Regions from separate parts of the Homo sapiens genome. Here region 1 is linked to region 2. Evidence: chromatin contacts called from ENCODE Hi-C or POLR2A ChIA-PET data. All regions are on one chromosome and are shown on one strand. The core of a region is the stretch at or near the end of the contact, and the rest is flanking DNA. Distances in the headings are between cores, read along the strand shown. Region 1 has its middle 29 kb from the start of LINC02644. Region 2 has its middle 21 kb from the start of LINC02644.

Evidence for each region. A loop is a pair of places that touch in the nucleus more often than their neighbours do. ChIA-PET counts read pairs that join two places held with the same protein, here RNA polymerase II (POLR2A). Pooled maps may share reads with other maps.
Region 1: a pooled map shows a loop between it and region 2 (3-fold over the local background). The contact joins two enhancer-like sites. A Hi-C loop is called at or near these places in 1 of 168 maps with a recorded cell type or tissue (OCI-LY7) and 7 of 50 pooled maps. POLR2A ChIA-PET finds 5 or more read pairs at or near these places in 6 of 52 experiments (CD8-positive, alpha-beta memory T cell, H1, activated CD4-positive, alpha-beta T cell and 3 more).

The regions. Positions count from the first base shown.
Region 1 is chr10:30,749,982-30,754,252 of GRCh38, forward strand. No RefSeq gene overlaps it. Among named protein-coding and RNA genes, the nearest start is that of LINC02644, 29 kb to the left of the region's middle. RefSeq lists an enhancer at 1,335-1,394 and a silencer at 2,129-2,178. Within about 2 kb of position 2,595, at least 5 of the 41 ENCODE cell types and tissues checked have a DNase peak (open chromatin) inside an H3K27ac peak, as active enhancers do.
Region 2 is chr10:30,699,770-30,704,248 of GRCh38, forward strand. It overlaps the pseudogene SVIL2P. Among named protein-coding and RNA genes, the nearest start is that of LINC02644, 21 kb to the right of the region's middle. RefSeq lists enhancers at 2,151-2,290, 2,311-2,360. Within about 2 kb of position 1,787, at least 12 of the 41 ENCODE cell types and tissues checked have a DNase peak (open chromatin) inside an H3K27ac peak, as active enhancers do.

The DNA of each region.
Region 1 (4,271 bases), core at 1,345-3,844, 51 kb after region 2:
TTCTTTTTACAGGTGAGGAGATCAGCAGATAATGTAGGGCAGGGTTCTCACCATTGACATTTGGGGCTGAAAAATCTTTCTGTTATAGGGAGCTGTCCTATGCATTGCAGGACGTTTTACAGCATCCCTGGCCTCCAAGGCCAGTAGCGCCATCCCGGTTGTGACAACCAGAAAAGTCTCTGGTCTCTATAGTCTTCTAGGGGAACAAATTGCCCCCAAGCTGAGAATCACTGGGCGGGGGTGATTTGTTCAACAGCTAATGAGGAGCAGGGAGGCCACGGCTGGACCCCCAGAGCCCCAGAGCCCCCACCTGCAGATGGCTCACCCCCTATCACCACTGTACCTCCCTCTCCTCAAAGGAGTTGTTACAGAGTTGCAGAGGCAAAAATACTAGCAAGTTCTATTTGATACATAAATGCTGTAGGAGTTCAGAAAAGGGGGCATTTGTGATGAAATTCAGGCTAGACAAGATGGTTGAATGAAGGAGATGGAATGTGGCCCGGATCCTGCAGGCTGAAGGGGAGATACAACAGAGGGAAGACCATGTAAGGTGTTGCAGCTGAAGGAACAATGTGCAATGAAGATGGACAGAGGGGCGCGATGAGGACAGAGGGGTCTGCTGTGGAAGAGGGGAAATGAAGCTGGATGGGCGTGGGGACAGGGGACTCAGAACTTGGGGAGCCGTCAGAGGAGCCTGAATCTTATGCAAGACAAAGTCAGGCTCTGAAGGCTCAGCAGGGCTGGTCCTCACAGGGTCCTGGGGGTGTGGGGGTGTTGGAGACCTGCCTGGTAGATGTGCAGGAATCCTGGTGTGAGAAATTCATCTAGAACAATACAGTTCTCCTGTGACCTGAAGAAGGTGCCTTCTCTGCTTTCCACCAGTACTTCTGGTGGGACAACAAACTAAGTCACCAAGGAAAGGTGCTATGTATGCAAAGCTTGGTGGCAATTAAGGGCTCAGTGAGGCAGTTGCATGCAAAGCCCTGCCCCAGGTCCATCTCTGAGTCCAGCTCTGCTCAGAAGCTGTGGCCAATGACTTCTCCTTAAGCCTGGCCAAGTATCACAGAAGCCATTGTTCTTTTCCCACAAGCCCTCCAAAGACAACAAGCAAATGAGTCCTGGATTCGGCTTCTTCTGGGTTCTGAGAATGAGAGTGCAGAGGTGTTTGCTGTAACCACTATTTGGGGAGTCAGGACTTCCTGAGGCAGGCAGCAAATACCCACAGCTTTTACACTCCTACTCCTCAGGAAATCCAGCCTGAGAGAAAACTGAAAAAACCCTCGCCGTGTGCAGGTCATTGGTCTATTTTTATTCTACATGTCGTTGCTTGGTGCACATGTGTCGGTCCCATTGTTCACCTGTGAGAATTTCAACCCAACGTGTGTTTGGGAAGATGTTCTCAGCATTTCCAGTGTGGACATGCCAGTGAGTTGCTGGCAGAGTTCAGAAAGTAATAAGCCATCTGTGTGTGAGGTCCCAGATTGGACAACTTTTGAGAGAAACTGGTGATTCTGCCAGTGCGCTGTAAGACAGAAGCATGTCCTTTTTGTTTTTGCAATATTTCAGTAGACTAGATCTTTCTCCCACGTGGCCGCAAACCATTGGCTGAGTTGTGAACACATTTTTCCAGAAGTATTTACAGTTGCTGGGTACCAGGCTCCATGCTCAAGGCACCATCTCCGGAAGAGCCCTGAGCAAAAGAAACAAGCAGAGAAAATCGACCTAAAAGGACAAAGCACATTCACAGATCTTGGGAAGTTGTGCCCCATGCAAAGCAGAGGCGAGCGGCTCCTCTTTGCTGAGGATGCCTCCAAACCACCGGTGCACAGAAGTGGCTCGCAGACCCAGGCTGCTCAAATTTTGGTAGCTCAGCTTAGGAAAGCAAGTGTTAGGAAGTGAAGTAGGACCAGCTGGACGAATTCTCTGAATTTATTTTCCATCATCAGTTATTTCGGAGTGCCAAGAAAAAAATGTGCATTAAAACCTCTGAGATTACATCTCCTATAGGTACATATGGCCCAATGGGCACGCACTTCCTGCATGCCATAGAGACAGGCCACCAGCAGAGGAGGCCGCAGGCTCGGACAGAGAGCTGGGGCTGTGCGAGGGGAAAGAAATGCCTGTTTGTGTCAAGCTGGGCCAGAGCTCGCTGGAGGATGCAGTTGATCAGAAAACTATTTGGCTTGGACCCCACTTGACGAATTGACAGAGCCTTATGTCCACAATGAAGTCACATCCAACAAAAAGTGCCTTGGCAATTAACAGAGATTACAAAACCAGAGGAAGAAAACTGCAGGGCGGGAAGGGGGAGCAGGTACCAGGAAGCTCTGCTTTCTGGGAGACAGTGCCAAGGCCCATGGAGCTTGTGTCGGCTTTTAAAAGCCCCTTCCTAGGTCTTTTCTTCGTTTCAGGCTGCCCCTTGGTCATTCTGCAGATGAAATTGTAGACTGAGGAAGGCGCAGTGAGCCTGTGGGCTGGCAGTCCCTCTGACTTCCCTCAGCGAGCTGTTGGCTCCAAGAAGGAGTCAGGAGCTGGACCCATTTGTTGCCCAGAAGGGGGACTGTGGAGGCCAGGCTGAGATCTTCTCCAGGCAGCAGAGCCTTCCCAAGGCTGAGGACCCATGAGATGTGACAGCTCACGAAAATTAAATGTGACTGCAGCACAGTGCCGGCATTATCTGGCCCCAGCGGGCAGCCGGCGGCTTCTACTGCCCTTGGGTCTAGTGGCAGCGCCAGAGGGACAGCAGGACTGGAATATGCTCTGACAGACGCCCATTTAGGAAGGTGCCTGCCCATCCGCTTATCAAACAGCAAGCAGCCCCTTATCACTCCAAACACAGCTCAAATGAGGCCCTGCCTCTTAGCCTGCAGGCAGCCTCAGAGATTGATTGGACGCTTGCTAGGAAGAGAGCCTGGCTTCTGCTAAGGAAAAAATGGGTGATTCCTTGGTACAGACTAGGGCTTTTTATTTCCTCCTCCCAGAACAGGTTGGGTGGCTGCGCCTTCCTCTGTGGGACTGGGCGGCGTGGGCAGAGCTGTCCCTGATGGGCAGGCTCAATGCCAATTACAGACCACACAGAGTGGCACAGTGGTCATCACCCCTCTACCTGTTCAGCCAGACCCTGCCCACCCCAGCCAGGCCAGAGAGAAGCCAAGGCCCTGGCTGCCTGCATCCACAGCGTTCCCTGGTCTGGCTTTGTTGGGAAGCCCTGGAGCCACCACGGAGCACAAAGCACCTGCAGTCACCCAGCCCACCTCCCACCTCCCGCTCACTGCAGGATGGGGCTAGACTCGCTGCAGGCTGAGCCCTTTTTTGCAGAAGCAATGTGATGGAGAGAATAATCATTTTTTCACCAGTCATAAAAATGATCCGTGGCCCAGGAGAAATCAGAGCGGGCCTGGTAAGCATCTAGCAGTGGCTTAATCAGAAATTCAATATTCTCTACCTTTCCTTTGTATTCACGATCAGAGCAGCTCTCCTAACAGTGCCGATGTCAAGTTCACGGGCTTTACCTGCAGCCGTGTGCTAAGCCTGGTGATGAGGGTGCGGGCCCCGGTGTCTGATTTATCGACATTTGGGTGTCGATGCTGTGGCCGGCCTTCCATCTTCTGGGGAGTCTCCTCTGCTGTCTCGTGTCCCCACAGAGAGATGGAGTCCATCCCTGCAGGCCTGAAGCAAAGCCCCCAGCAGCGGCGACAACCTCTGATTTCCTCTGTGTCATTGGCAAGCCTGCTAGTTTCCTACCTGCTTTTCTACCTCTTTATATATCATCCTGGTCTTCTAAATAAATCTGGGTTGTCTTTAAGGTGCTTATAAGCAAATGAAAGACAGATCTAAGGGAAAGAGCATTAGATTTCCTGCCTTCCTTTTCTTATTCACATTTTTTTTAAGACAGGTTTCCCATTTGCTCCCTGGGCTGCCAAGGGCATAATGTACAGAAGATAAAATATGGCAGCACACTCTTCTTTCTCCTCTCTGTATCAGCACCCCGGGGCTCCTGTTTCAGAGGATATGTTCTTTAAAATCATTGGCCCTGATCGCACACCCTCCCCAGGGAATTTACAGTTCTCCCTCCTCCTTATTCCAGGCTTGCAGCCAGAAGATGGGGTTCACCACACTCCCCTTTGTCCTTATCTCCAGATAGCTGTGACCTCTCACACATGTGGGTACGGCAACCCTAAGACCCCAGTTAAATGTCTAGAAAGGCCCCATCCATTGCGAGAGAACCACTCCTCCCCGACCCTCTTACTCCACAAGGCCAGTACTGTGGC
Region 2 (4,479 bases), core at 537-3,036:
GCAGGAAGTCGACAGGAAGATGTACCTAAAGAACTCTTGTGAATCGCAAGTTGTAAGCAGGTTGAGAGTTCAGAGGAGGGAACATTATCCTGGCCACTTAGGACACTGGGAGGAGGAATCGTGCCCACAGGGCAGAGGCTGGCTCGGTGGGGCAGTGCCAGCTGAGATCTCCTGGCCTTTTTGTGTCTGTGCTGGTCACCCCATTAGGATTTCTGTCTTCCTCCGTTTGACTCACTGTCAACAGAGACCCTGTTGCACCTGATTCAACTGTTGCATGTTCTTGAAGTTAACAAATTCTTTTGTGCCATTTCTCCCAGGTACTGGTGTTTGATTTTGGTAGTGAAGTTTACGTATGGCATGGGAAAGAAGTCACGTTAGCACAACGAAAAATAGAATTTCAGCTGGCAAAGCACTTATGGAATGGAACCTTTGACTATGAGAACTGTGACATTAATCCCCTGGATCCTGGAGAATGCAATCCGCTTATCCGCAGGTACTACTGCCCCCACCTTGGGACGGCTCCCTGAGCGAGCTGATTCCCTTCGATCCCTCTGTTCTCACCACAGTCCTCTACTCTCGCTCTTTATAGGGTTCAGTTTTCATAAACGATTATATGCAGTGGACTGTGAATATTCACAAAAGGAACAGTTCTTTAACTTTTATCTAACTATTATAGAAATATGGATGCTGTCGTCTTCCAGAAGAGGTTTGTTATAGTTGATTTCTTGAAGTGAGCAAGAAATGCTGCAAGTTCCTCCCTGCGGCATTCCAAGTGCTGCTGTGGCAGATGAACAGCAATTGTTTAAACAAATTACATGCGGATCTGAAAGGCTTCCCCGGGTCTGGAATTCAGCCATTGATCTGAAAGTGCAAAAGCAACATGCCTCCCTCTAATTTCATACCTTCCCAGCATCGCCCTCGAATTCCAGGATTTATTTGGCAGCAGATGATGTTTATGTCTTTATACCTTTTGGGAAGGGAAGAGGGAGAGGAGATGGTATTAAAACAATGATTGCAATTGTAATATTCCCTGCAGGTACTAGACTCTTTAAAGTTATTTTTGAAATTGAATAGAATATGTGCAAACTCTAAAATTGTGATTATGAGAAAAAAATTCTTACATGCAAAGGATTGTTGTTGTCTTTTTAACTATCAGACCAAAAAAAGTAGTGCTTTTTAACTATGGGTGCTGTTACAATAGATGAGAAACCAATGAACCAACAAACAGCATAGAATATTGGGCATCACACAACTACATTTTAATGTTTTCCATTGAACTGGTATATGAATTTCAACTTTCCTGCCTAGTTTCCTGCTTTAAAATCCAATTATTGATTTTCTTATTAATTATTATAGAAATCATTAAAATTATGTCAGTGTGGTAAGAAGTTTTAATGTCCTTGTTAAGCAAATGCACTAATGTTTAACCTCAGTATGGTAACAACTGTTGTTTTAAGGACTGGAACTACAACAGCTCAAAAGATTTTATTTGGTATAGCAGAGAAAAAAAAACAAGCTAAAGCATAAAAATCTATGTGATAGCCAACTGTATTTAATAGTGGCATAATCACAGATCTGAAAGTAGATGACTGAGCTCCTAACCCACTGGTTTTCAACATCTCTGAGACAGAATCACCTGAGGGGCCTTTAAAAAAAAGGCATTTGCTCAGCCCAGCCCCAGAGATGTGTTTTCGTTTCATGTGAGTTACAGTTTATGTGTCAATATGTCTTAAAAGCTCCCAGGGATTTTAAGGTGCAGCCAAGATTACGCACCCAGCCCTTCTTAGCAAATGAGGCTGAAACCACTGAGCCCAGTTCCGGCTGTAGGTCAGGGCAGTGCGTGGAGAAACACATCTGGCTTCTGGCCCAGGTTCATCCCCCTCACCCTGCAATCTGCTGCATCGCTTGCTCACAACGCTTCAAAACATAAGTGACAGATTCTAAAGCAGAAACCAAAAGCCCTTTCAATTATCATCTTAGCAAGCCTGCAGAGTAGGACTGACATAAGAGACAGTCATTCAGATATTTTCTGATAAAGACCACACAGCCTTTCAAGACCACCGTGCATTTTCCATAGGTGCTTATGTTTGGTTCCTAAAGTCCCATAAGAGCATGAGGTAGAAGTGTCTGTGCTCTATGATTTATCCGGCAGCTTTCTTTGAATCAGGCAGCCTTTTTGATGTGCCTCAGCTGTGACATCAGCAGCTGTGGTCTTGACCAAGCAGGAAGTGACTGAGGCAGTAGCACAGCAGGGCACAAGCAGCAGCGGGGGTTGCTCTAAGAGGTGGCTGCATCCCAGGCCAGATTCACAACCGAAGATGGGTCTGGAGGGATGAAAGATCGTGCATATTATTCCAGGGCTACTCCCTCCGCAGCACGCATATCTTCTCTACCTTTTGTTTTATTTCTTTTTCTTTCTTTTTTTAAATTTTTAATTAATTAACTTATTTTTTTGAGACAGAGTCTCATTCTTGTCGCCCAGGCTGGAATGCAATGGTGCTATCTTGGCTCACTGCAACCTCTACCTCCTGGGTTTAAGTGATTCTCCTGCCTTAGCCACCCGAGTAGCTGGGATTACAGGTGCCCGCCACCACATCTGGCTAATTTTTGTATTTTTAGTAGAGACGGGGTTTCACTATGTTGGCCAGGCTGGTCTTGAACTCCTGACCTCAGGTGATTCACCTGCCTCGGCCTCCCAAACTGCTGGGATTACAGGCATAAGCTACCACACCCAGCCCTCAGCTCTACCTTTTTCTAAATTACCTGTGTTCTTGGGGACAGCACAAATTCTGAAATCCCAAGCCCGCACAAGACCTCCTATCTTTCTGTGCTCTCCCCATCTGCCGTCTTGGTCAGTGGCCTAGAAATAAGTGCACAAAAAGGCACTTCAAGATCTATGAAAGTGTGTTCATTTTAGTGATGGGAGAATCTCTGTACTCTGGAGAGCTTTGTTGTAACATGAAATAAAATAATAGAGAATTGAGGAGGGAGCTACCTCTTCCCTACGTCTATTAATTAATTGGAGGAAACTTGGTGAGCATTTGCAGGTGACTGGGTGGCACAGAGTAGATGACAAGTGAGGTTTGCCCACAGCTCCTGCTATTGCCGAAATCTCCACCCAGCGTGCCACTCCCAGGGCATCCCAAAGACAAGAATTTGCTAGAATGTGGCCAGGTACAGTGGCCCACACCTGTAGTCCCAGCATTTTGGGAGGCTGAGGTGGGAGGATTGCTTGAAGCCAGAAGTGCAAGACAGCCTGGGCAACATAACGAGACCTGGTCTCTATTAAAAAATTAGCTAGGCATGGTGGCACACATCTGCAGTTCCAGCTATTTGCAAGGCTGAGGCAGGAGGATCACTGCAGCCCAGGAGTTCGAGGCTGCAGGGAGCTATGATTGTGCAACTGCACTTCAGCCTGGGCAACGGAGCAAGACCTTATCTCAAAAAAAACAAAAAACAAAAACAAAAAAAACTTGCTAGAATGTAAGAAAAGTCTAGTCCTGACATGGTTCATGTCACATTAAGGCACATCAAAAACTCCATGGACACAAAGCTTTGCAAGACTTCAGACTAAAATAACAAAATGTCAGTATTTGGTAAAATGCAGGAAAATAAACCATTTATTTTATATGTACTCACGTACTTTGAGGTTTTTTCCAGCAGCCGCATGTGTTTTAGATTCCTTTGTTTAAGCTTGGCTTCATCTTGGTTCTTTTCCTGTCTGTTCTCCCAACCCCCTTCCCACCCTACAGAAAAGGACAGGGGCGGCCCGACTGGGCGATATTTGGGAGACTTACTGAACACAATGAGACGATTTTGTTCAAAGAAAAGTTTCTGGATTGGACAGAACTGAAAAGACCAAATGAGAAGAACCCCGGGGAACTTGCCCAGCACAAGGTATTCCAGTGACCAAGTCTCAAACCTCAGGGCTTGGTTCGGGTCCCAACAAAAGTGGCCTTGATGTAAAATGATCAAATCAGGATAGTTCGCATGGCTGTCACCCCAGATGTATCATTTCTTTGTGGTGAGAACATTCAAATCTTCTCTTCTAGCTATTTTGAAATATGCAATACAGTATTGGAAAACAGTCACCCCACTGTGCAGGAGAAAACCAGAGCTCATTCCTCCTCTCTGATTGTCATTTTGTACCTGTTGGCCAACATCTCCCTATCCTCCCTGTCCCGTCTCCTTCCCACACCCCCTTCCCCATGAAACAGATGCATTTATCAACACATCAAATCATATCCATAATAATGTGTCAACTAAAATACTTTTTTAATTAAAAAAAATGGACACACATACACACACACACACACACACCCCTTAAAGCTAAGAGGCCTTCCCAGGATTCACTAATAGAACAGCAGACTGGCCTCCAATTCTAATCTGACTCTGGGAGGTGAAGAGTCGGGTTTGCACCTGTTTTCAGGCACCCCATGCACCAGTGTGGCCAATGGGTGTTCAGACCTGCCAGAGTCT